Regions from separate parts of the Homo sapiens genome. Here region 2 is linked to region 1. Evidence: chromatin loops called from intact Hi-C (ENCODE). Cell type or tissue: PC-9. All regions are shown on one strand. Each heading gives the region's core, and the rest is flanking DNA. Links, peaks and the distances in the headings are about the cores only. Region 1 has its middle 470 kb from the start of CNTNAP2. Region 2 has its middle 420 kb from the start of CNTNAP2.

What was found. Hi-C counts contacts between places; a loop is a spot of excess contacts. Peaks named below come from ENCODE experiments on the same cell type or tissue, not always from the same donor. Only the 100,000 strongest peaks of a DNase experiment are listed, where the experiment ranks them.
Region 2: it touches region 1 in a loop (7-fold over the local background); 1 of 110 quality-filtered maps calls a loop at or near these places.

Annotation. Positions count from the first base shown.
Region 1 is chr7:145,642,264-145,647,645 of GRCh38, reverse strand. No RefSeq gene overlaps it. Among named protein-coding and RNA genes, the nearest start is that of CNTNAP2, 470 kb to the left of the region's middle. In PC-9, for the core only: no CTCF peak of the experiment used is centred there; DNase peaks (open chromatin) are centred at 2,665, 3,045 and 3,475; H3K27ac peaks cover 3,965 bases.
Region 2 is chr7:145,696,539-145,701,920 of GRCh38, reverse strand. No RefSeq gene overlaps it. Among named protein-coding and RNA genes, the nearest start is that of CNTNAP2, 420 kb to the left of the region's middle. RefSeq lists silencers at 1,159-1,359, 1,779-1,979. In PC-9, for the core only: no CTCF peak of the experiment used is centred there; a DNase peak (open chromatin) is centred at 2,810; H3K4me3 peaks cover 979 bases.

The DNA.
Region 1 (5,382 bases), core at 98-5,097:
ACAGAAAATGTTGTGATAATAATAACAAGGCTAAGAACATATATGGAGTTATGCCATACTTATGCCATCATTAATTTATATAATACTTTAACAATATTCTGATGTTGGTACATGCATTCTTAACTGTGTCATAGAGTAAAAAATGTGGCTATTTAGTATAATATCAATTGTGTGTAAATTGGATGGAACTGGATTAATAGAGAAATAAAAACAGTTGAAAATACAAAAAGAAAACCCAAAGTCTTCATCATAGACAAGAAAAATCTCCACTCCATATTCAGCAAACATAAATGTAAATGGCAAAGTAAAACAGGAAGTTCTTTAGCAACCTTCGAGAAAGTAAATAAAATAAAGAATACCTGGGGCAGCTGGAATATACAAATATATATATACACACACATACACACACACATACACATATACACATATATACATATACATACACATATATATGTATATATGTGTATATATATACACACACACATCTGTATCTTACAGATTAAAATCTTGTGAGCCCCTTACCAGTCAGGTAGAACTCATGTCCCTGAGAACTTTCCTAACTTTTATAGCAATAGGGCTTAAAATAGGTAAAAAATAGCTGTGAAAAAGAGTGAGCTTGACATTCCATATATAGGAAGTTGACTTTATGACATTATTCCCTATCCATAGTCAAATTATGCAAAGTGTTTAATCCCAGGCAAAGAACCTGAGTCTTTTTTCTCTGTTTAAAGAAAAGTAAGTTGTCAAAAAAGACTATGGCAAATAACTATGGACGATTGCACCACAGAGTGAAGCCCTTCTCATTCTGCCAAATTATAGGTCTCTCATCACTCAGATAAGACAAAGCTTTTCATGTCTCAAAACAAGCCTGCATTTAGAGAGATTCTGACCAACTCTATTATTTATTTGCTCTAAAACTAAAGTAACATAAAATGAAGAAGTTGAAATGAATAATCACAGTATACTTAACAAAAGCCTGGAATGTAAAAGAAAATGATTGAGGTTAAAATATTAGGGGACAGAAAAAGGAAAGTAAGCAATAATTTGAAGGAAACGAAGATGATTCAGTGCAGAAAATAAGCTTTAAAACTTTTTAAAAAATTAATTGGAACCCATAAGGTCGAGACAGCTCCAGTGTTCTGTGCTCCTAGGTAAACAAACAAAAACCCAACTTGGAGTAGCTTAACCAATCAGAAACTTTCAATTAACATCTAACTGAAGAAGGCTACTGTTCCACTTTAACCAATCAAATATTTTCTCTGTCTGGCTTTTGAGAACACTTTGTACAATTTTTCCCCTTGTGCACTTTCAGGGGAGCCCTGACCCACTTGTGCTCTAGTGCTGCCCAGTTTGTGAATTGACGTTATGCTCAAAGAAACTCTTTAAGATTTTAATGTGCCTAAGTTTATGTTTTAACAAGACAATGAAACAAGAAAAACAAAATATTAAGTACAATATTCTATAAAAGTAAAAAAAGCCTTATTTAAACAACAACAAATAAAATATTGAAAAGGAATAAGTATAGCACAAGAAATAATTGTTTAAACAATATAATTGAAGATAATATACAAATAAATGGAATATCACCTAGATGTCAACTATTTATCTCAAATATACAAGCAAAATCAAAAGTGATAGAGATCAAGAGGAAAATAAAATAATCATATAAGCTTAACCAAAGTCATAGGGGTAACTTTCCATGAATAACTAAAATAATATAAAAGACAGGAAATAATCAGATATAATAATAGCAGAACGTTCCAAAAACTCAAGGTATATGCCTGTGCTTCAATTCAAAGGGTCAGATTAGAATGAAGAAAGAAAAAAGAAACAAAATCCCAAACCAAATTTTTTTTTGAAATTTTAAATCAAAGACAAATGGAATAATTAAAAGCTCCCACAGAAAATGAATATCTAAAATAATCCCAAGCAAAGAAATGAAAGATAATGAAAATGAAATCAAGTTTCTCAACAATGTCATTTAATGCAGGGATTATATATAAAAAGAATACTTTAAATAAAAATTTATTTTGAATCAGGAATCCAGCATCAGTTGGGAGGTTCAAGATGACTGCGTAGAAGCCGCTAGTGTGCACCAATCTCATGGAGAAGAAACAAAGTGGAGAGTAAAGAGCAGTGCTTCAAGAGAATCATCTAAGGGACTTTGTCAGAATCCACCATGGAATGGGGGAACCCACAGAAAACAGAGAGAAGTTAGGCAGTCACTGACCTGAAACCAGCGTGGGGCCAGGAGAAACTCTCTAACATGGGGAAAGGATGAGTAAGTGAGAGTCCCCAAGAAATCTGCACTTCCCACATGCACCTTCACAATCCTGGGTATGAGCAAACCTCCCAACCCCCATCCCCTAGGCCTCTAGACCAACACAAAGGGCCTCCTGGCATTTTTTTTTTTTTTTTGAGACGTTATCTCACTGGGTCACCCAGGCTGGAGTGCAACGGCGTGGTCTCCGCTCACTGCAACCTCCGCCTCCTGGGTTCAAGTGATTCTCCCACCTCAGCCTCCCAAGTAGCTGAGACAACAGGTGTGTGTCACCACACCCGGCTAATTCTTGTATCTTTAGTAGAAATGGGGTTTCACTGTGTTGGCCAGACTGGTCTCAAACTCCAGACTTTGTGATCCGCCTCCTCGAGCTCCCAAAGTGCTGGGATTACAGGCGTGAGTCACCACATCTGGCCCCTCTGGCATTTTTTGCATAGGCACCACTCAAGCTTATGTGGAGCCCACAGGACTTGGATCCCCGAGCAGCCTGACACCAGCTTCCACAGCCCCAGTAGAGGCTGTAGTCATGGTGCAGAGGAGTGGTCACAATGCCCTGCTCTTCCTTGCTCAGACTTCCACTGCAGTGACTTTGCGCCCACCTAAATTCTGCTGGTGGGCACAGCACAGCATTCCCCTGGAGAAACTTACAGATGACAAACTGTGAGACTTCTGTCCCACTTCTGAGTCAGGCAAGGCTAGGCTCAGGTTTCCAGCTCAGCAGTCCCACCCCTTTGTGAACATTGCGGTGGGTGATGACTCTGCATTCCCGTGGGACAAAACTCCCAGACATAACAGACAATGCTTGGCACCTTCAAGTGATCCCAACAGTGAAGTTCGTCATCATTTGGATGGGAGAGAAGTGCAAGTGTGTCACATGTCCCATAGCTGCTAGTCTTCATTATGCAGCTGAGGATTTCTGCCCTCTCCAGTGAAAGGCCCATAGAACAACCACCTGGCTGAACATTTAACATGTAGAATTTTCTTAAATTCCCAATACCTCAGAATTCCACTTGCCCCTGCCTGAGACGTTGGTTGATGACCCGGGGACTAGCTCACCTGCCCCCACAACACAGCCAGCTCCTGAACTTGGGGCTAGCCTGACCCCAATCCAGCCCCTTTATGACTCATACATGCTGTCCAGCAAGCCATGTAGGAGCCTGGGAACTGGAGAACTACCTACCCCATCCTAAGTCTGCTGGCACCTGACCACATTTCTCAGGGCCTGAGGTTAGACCAACCCAAGCAGCTGACACCACCACAACCAACACCCATTCACATGGGTCCAAAGGTGGATCCCCCTCCCTGCACTTCACAAAAAGCAACAGTACTGCCACATTGGAGAACAGGTGAGATTTAAACCTATCTGTATCGAGTTGAGTGATGAGATTATGTTCTAAAATCACTCCCACAGAGAGCTGCAAAATAGGCATTTCCTGTGGCTCTCAATCACCTTATGGGCCAGAGATAGACTATAATGTGTGTCTGAACTGGGAGTTATGAGCCTTGAAACAAAGGTGTGATAGGGAAACAGATTGTATTGCTGCCTATCTAGAATAGGAAGCCAGTGCAGCCTCCTCACTCCTCCTGCAGAGACCTCAGCACATTTCACCAGGAGCTCACCCCCAGTCACCCTTGTTAGGGCTGGTGCCTGCATTCTCCATTGGGATATTCATGGGCAAACCAGGGGCTCCAGCTCCCTAACCACCACCCCCATGGGACAGGAAGCTCAGGACACAGGGCATCCCACTGTCCAACCCTTCACCTGAAATAACAGAAGGTGCCTCATATAAAACAAAGATCAGATCAATACCCAACTTCTCGTACGGCAGCTGGCTCTTATCTGCAAATATCATCTACTGGCCTGTAGGTCAAACTGCACAGCCCAATACAAAACCTGCTGATAGAAGTGCATAGGACTACAAAAGCAAAGTTAAAAGACCCAACCCAACAGAACCCTCTCCAGATGAGAAGGAATTAGCATAAGAATTCTACCACCATTAAAAATCTGAACTTATGACCACCAAAGGCTCACTCTAGCTCTGCAGCAATGGTCCCTAGTCTAAATGGAGGCATAAGATGTCAGATGGAGAATTCAAAGCATGAATTCCAGGAAAACTGAACAATATCCAAGATAAGCTTGAAAATAAACACAAAGAAACCTGTAAAACAATTCAGGAAGTAAAGGAAGAGGTAAAGATCTTATAAAGAAAGCATTCAGCGCTACCAGAACTGAATAACTCGCTTAAGGAACTTCAAAATGCAATTGAAAGTTTTATCAATAGACTAAATCAAGCAGAATAAAGAATTTTAGAAATTGAAAATTGTCTTTCAAACTAAACCAGTCAGAAAAAAATAAAGAACTAAGAATTTTAAAACTTGAACAAGGTATCCAGGAAATATGGGATTATGTAAAGCAACCAAACCTAAGAATTATTGGCACTACAGGGAGAGAGCAAGATAAAAAGTAAGCAATCCAAAAAATGTACTTGAGAGAATAATTTTTAAAAATTTTCCTAACTTTGCTGGAGAGGTAGACACCCAGATACAAGAAATTCAGATAACGCTTACTAGATACTATACAAAACAAACATCACCAAAGCATGTAGTCACTCAGCTGTCTAAGGTCAAAATGAAATTTTAAAAAATCTTAAAAGCAGCTAGAGAAAAAGATCAGACTGCATAAAAAGGGAACCCCATCAGGCTAACAGCATACTTCTCAGCAGAAACCCTGCAAGCCAGAAGACCTTTTGGGGGACCTATTTTCTGCATCCTCAAAGAACTTCAACCATGAATTTCATACCCTGCCAAACTAAGCTTCATAAGTGAAGGAGAAATAAAATCTTTTTCAGACAGGCAATCACTAAAGGAATTCATTACCACTAAACCAGTCTTACAAGAGATCATTAAAGGAGTTCTAAACATGGAGATGAAAGAACAATGTCCACTACCACAAAATCACAGCTAAGCGCATAGCCCACAAACACTTTAAAGCAACTACACAATAGGAAACACAAAATAAACAGCTAACAAGTTTATGACAGAATCAAAATCTTACATATCAATATTAACCTTTAATGTAAATGGTCTTAACACCCTACTTA
Region 2 (5,382 bases), core at 183-5,182, 54 kb before region 1:
GGGAAAGGAAGTTGATTAGAAAAATATATTTTAAAGACAGATAAAATGAAAGAAATCAGTCTACCCAATTTCACTATTTATTAAATAGCCACAGTAATCAAAACTGTCAGGTAGTCATGGTGGAATACATACTCAAACCACAGAAACAAAGTAGAGAATTTAGATATAAATCTATATAAGTAAAGTGAAGTGATTTTTGACAAGAGTTCAAAAGCAAATTATAGAAGAAAAGATAATCTTTGCAACAAATGGTACTGAAGTAATTGTATGTCCATAACGGGACAAGTGAGCTTTTACTTAAATCTCAACTTATATAATAGTCCAAAGTAGATTATAAACTTAACATAAAACTTTTAGAACAAAATATAGGATAAAAAGTTTAGAACACAGAGCTTAGTGAAGAATTTTTAGTCGTAACTCTCAAATCACAATTCATAAAATAAAAATATCTGCGTGTTAAACTTTATCAAAATTATCCTTTTTCATTAAAGATTGTTAAAAGAATTTTTAAAAAGCTGAAAACAGAGAAAAAATTGCAAACTAACGAAATACTCATATCTAGGATATATAAAAAACTTTCAAAACTCAAGAGTAAAAAAAAAATCCAATTATAAAAGTCAGGAAGGGACATTTTACCAATAATGATATATAAATGACAAATAAGCACATGAAAAATCCTTTATTATCAATAGCCATTAATGAAATTCAAATTAAAACCATAATGAGATATTGCTACATGCCTATTCTGACAACTAAAATAAAATATAGATACAATACCAAGTGATGTGGAAGATGTAAAGGAACTTGATCTCTAATACATTATTTGTGGGAATGCAAAATGATACAGCCACTCTGGAAAATTGTTGGGCAGGCTTCTTAAAACCACTGAACATATACTTACCAATGCCCAATGATTATAGTTGTAAACATTTATCCCAGATAAAAGCAAACATAGGTCCGCACAACCTGTACATGAACGCTCATACAAGCTTTATTTGTAGTAGCAAAAATCTGGACACAACCAACATGTCTTTTAATTGGTGATAGTTTAAAAACAAACTATCCTCTATAAATACCACGGAATTTTACTCAGCAGTATAAAAGAACAGGCATTTCCATATCTATAACATTCTTGAAATGACAAAATGATGAAAGAAAACATATTAGTGGTTGTCGACTGTTAGGAATGGTAAGGGTAAGTGAGTAAGAGTGACTATAAACAGGTAGCAGGAGGGAGACATGGTTGTGATGAAATAGTAATAGTTCTGTATCTTGATTTTGGTGGTGATTATGCAAGTCTACATATGTGATCAACTGACATTGAACTATATACACACATTATACCCAGTCTCAGTTTTCTGGTATTCGTATTGTATTTTATTTATGCAAGATGAACCCATTAATGAGATCCCATACTCAAGAACTCTATGTACTTCTGTGTAACTTTCTGTGACTATATAATCATTTCAAAATAGTGTCAGCTATATCTCAAGCCCTCCTCTGGGGTCTAGGATTACAGAAATAAGCAAATCAATGAGTCTTGTTCTCAGTAGGCTTACTCACATTGTAATGAGAGAAACAGACAACAAGCGATGTATAAAATACACACTATATTAGTGATCAGTATTAAGTAAAAAATAGAATGGTGGGATTAAGAATTTCAGGGAGTAGTCAATGGGTTAAGCTTTCATAGAAGATCATCCTGAAAAATTTGAGAAGAAAGCATTTGCATAAACACTCAATGGAGAAATGTATAAGGATATCTAAACTTTGAAGGGACAGCAAGCGCAAAAAGCACTGAGCATGAAGTGTGCCTGGGTTGCTGGAGAAACCAGCCCTGGACTGACTCTAAGGCAGTCATCTGCTTATTCTGCTCCAGGAAGAAGCATTTATTGAATACCATTTGTTTCTAATATAAGAAATTAAGTGATTCAGGTTAAAATACTGCAAATTAGGGAAATGAGGGTATGTTAGGCAAATTATTCAGGCAAAATCTGACCACTCAAACCACTTTCTAGCAGGTTAAAATGTACCTACATTCTCACACTTTATTTTAGTTAAAATGCAAATAATTATCTTGTAATTTTTAACACTTTATTTCTTTTTTAAATATAATATCCTTGGATAGTTTGGGGCTCAGTGAAATCAGTTTTGATTAAAGATAGAAGAGACCTTCCACTAAAATAGTGGGCTCTTTGTTTAAGAGGAGATCAGGGGCTTCATGGAGAAACATGGACAAATTGTTCAATTTGCATAGAGCTGGCCTTGACTTATGATTTATTATATTCAGTGGATAGTAGTCCAGTTCTCCAGTTTCCATTGCCTATATAGACATGGTCCTTGAGAAAAACTGTCAAATAGCTTTATTTTTAAAGAAAAATTACTTGAAGAAAACCCACTGAAGCAACAGAATTTGACAATACAAGTACAAACATGGTTTCATAATAGTTATTCTGCTTAGGTATTAGGTTGGTGCAAAAGTCATCGCGGTTTTTGTCATTAAAAGTAATGGCAAAAACCGCGATGACTTTTGCACCACAATAAGTTGATTGCCCCCAATCAAAGGTCGTTATGTGAAGGGAACAGATGATTTAAATGGCCCCAGTCAAACCACATTGCATATTACACATGGTAATAAAAAAGGTATCAATTCCATACGTTTCTTCTAAGTTAAACAAGTCATGCTTGCAGCTATAGACTAAGAAGGCATTTCACCTTGAACTTGCGCTGAGGAAGAATTCTTTAGTGTGTAAACTATAAGACATTGAGATGCAATCTATCTTCTGAGTCACATCAGCTGGTTAATTCCATCACAAGTGAAATGACCGAAACTAATCTCACACCAACATTCCAATGGCAATACAACTTTAATTAGGTCAATTCTTCCATTCCCTATTACTTAGCCCAAACACGCAAGTTAGTGACTCATGTCACCCTGTCAGCATCTCCACAAACAGTTGCAGCTGCATTCATTTGAACTGGATACTCAAAAAGCCTACTGTGTCCTTATCCATTGTAATTTTTTCCGTTTTTATGCCTCTGCTAATTTGAAATAGCCTCCAGTTACATTCAGGTAAAACACACCTTAAAGGCATTGATTGTCTTTTCTGCAAAATCTGCTCTTATTTTAATTGATACCCAGGTTATAGAACTGACACCTTATACAAAGCAGCCTGAGCCTGACAGTCAGTACTGGAGAGGCTCCCAGGGACCTCCTTACACCTGCTCTGTTCACCTTCCTATGCTTTGGCTGCTCAAAGTTCCAGACTGACTTAGCTTTACAGCTACTCCGTCCTTGATCCGTTTATGCTTGGCCCTAAATTGTTAATTTCTGCATGATGGAACTTCCAGAGTGTGGTTCTATGCACTGAGGAGGTGACTAACTACATCAGAAAAGGTGGGTTGGGGGTTATTAAAATGTATATTCTCCAAGACACCAATTCTGAACATTAAAAATAAGAAATCCTAGAGTCTGTGTATCTAAATATGTTCCAGGTAATTTTCAGAATCAGCTGCGCTTGACTTCTGCTGCATAGGGTGTTCAGTATGCTGAACTCCAACTTGCCTGCTTGCCTCCATGATTATACTAACTTCAATGCACTTGTTTTCACTCCCCTCCCTTTCCTAGGTTTTATATTTCAAACATCGTTTTAAATATCAATACCTGTGGGTTTTTTTCTTAGACCCAACTTGATATCCTGTTGCTATGTGCTGGCAGAATCTCTACACTTATTCAATGACAGCATTTATTGCATTTTCATTTATTTTAGAATTCGCTTATTTATCTTGTTTAAATGCAGTTAACTATTGTATGCCGCTAAGTAGCACAGCAATGTGCATTGACAAATGAAATAAATAATGAATAAACCAATCAGAGCATATGTTCTCTCCTGAAATGAAACAGAGTTTTCCTACTTACCTTTGTTGCTCTTTACTTGATCTTTAATCTCTTTGCTGTTCCTACAGTTTCAGTATATAACCGTTTTTCTGAGAGGTGACAGCATGCTGGCAGCCCTCACAGCCCTCGCTCGCTCTGGGCGCCTCCTCGGCCTTGGCGCCCACTCTGGCCGCGCTTGAGGAGCCCTTCAGCCCGCCGCTGCACTGTGGGAGCCCCTTTCTGGGCTGGCCAAGGCCGGAGCCGGCTCCCTCAGCTTGCGGGGTGGTGTGGAGGGAGAGGCACGGGCGGGAACCGGGGCTGCGCGCGGTGCTTGCCGGCCAGCGCGAGTTCCGGGTGGGCGTGGGCTCCGCGGGCCCCGCACTTGGAGCGGCCGGCCGGCCCCGCCCGCCCGCGGCAGTGAGGGGCTTAGCACCTGGGCCCGCAGCTGCTGTGCTCGACTTCTTGCCGGGCCTTAGCTGCCTCCCGGCGGTGCAGGGCTCCAGACCTGCAGCCCGCCATGCCTGAGCCTCCCCTAACACCGTGGGCTCCTGTGCCGCTGGAGCCTCCCTGACGAGCGCCGCCCCCTGCTCCAAGGCGCCCAGTCCCATCGACCACCCAACGGCTGAGGAGTGCCGGCACAGGGCGCGGGACTGGCAGGCAGCTCCACCTGCGGCCCCGGTGCGGGATCCACTGGGTGAAGCTAGCTGGGCTCCTGAGTCTGGTGGGGACTTGGAGAACCTTTATGTCTAAGGGATTGTAAATACACCAATGGGCACTCTGTATCTAGCTCAAGGTTTGTAAACACACCAATCAGCACCCTGTGTCTAGCTCAGGGTTTGTGAATGCACCAATGGATACTCTGTATCTAGCTACTCTGGTGGGGACTTGGAGAACCTTTACCTCTAGCTAAGGGATTGTAAATACACCTATCTGCACCCTGTCAAAACGGACCAATCAGCTCTCTGTAAAATGGACCAATCAGCAGGATGTGGGTGGGGCCAGATAAGAGACTAAAAGCAGGCTCCAGGAGCCAGCAATGGCAACCCGCTCGGGTCCCCTTCCACGCTGTGGAAGTTTTGTTCTTTTGCTCTTTGCAGTAAGTCTTGGTGCTGCTCACTCTCTGGGTCCACACTGCCATTATGAGCTGTAACACTCACCACTAAGGTCTGCAGCTTCTCTCCTGAGGCCAGCCAGACCAGGAACCACCAGGAGGAACGAACAACTCCAGATGTGCTTCCTTAAGAGCTATAACACCCACTGCGAAGGTCTGCAGCTTCACTCCTGAGCCAGCGAGACCACGAACCCACCAGAAGGAAGAAACTCCAAACACATCCGAACATCAGAAGGCACAAACTCCGGACACGCCGCCTTAACTGTAACACTCACCGCGAGGGTCCACAGCTTCATTCTTGAAGTCAGTGAGACCAAGAACCCACCAATTCCGGACACAGTTCTAGCATCAGTTTCTACCCTGCCCAGTCTATAAATAATTTTCTGAGATTTTT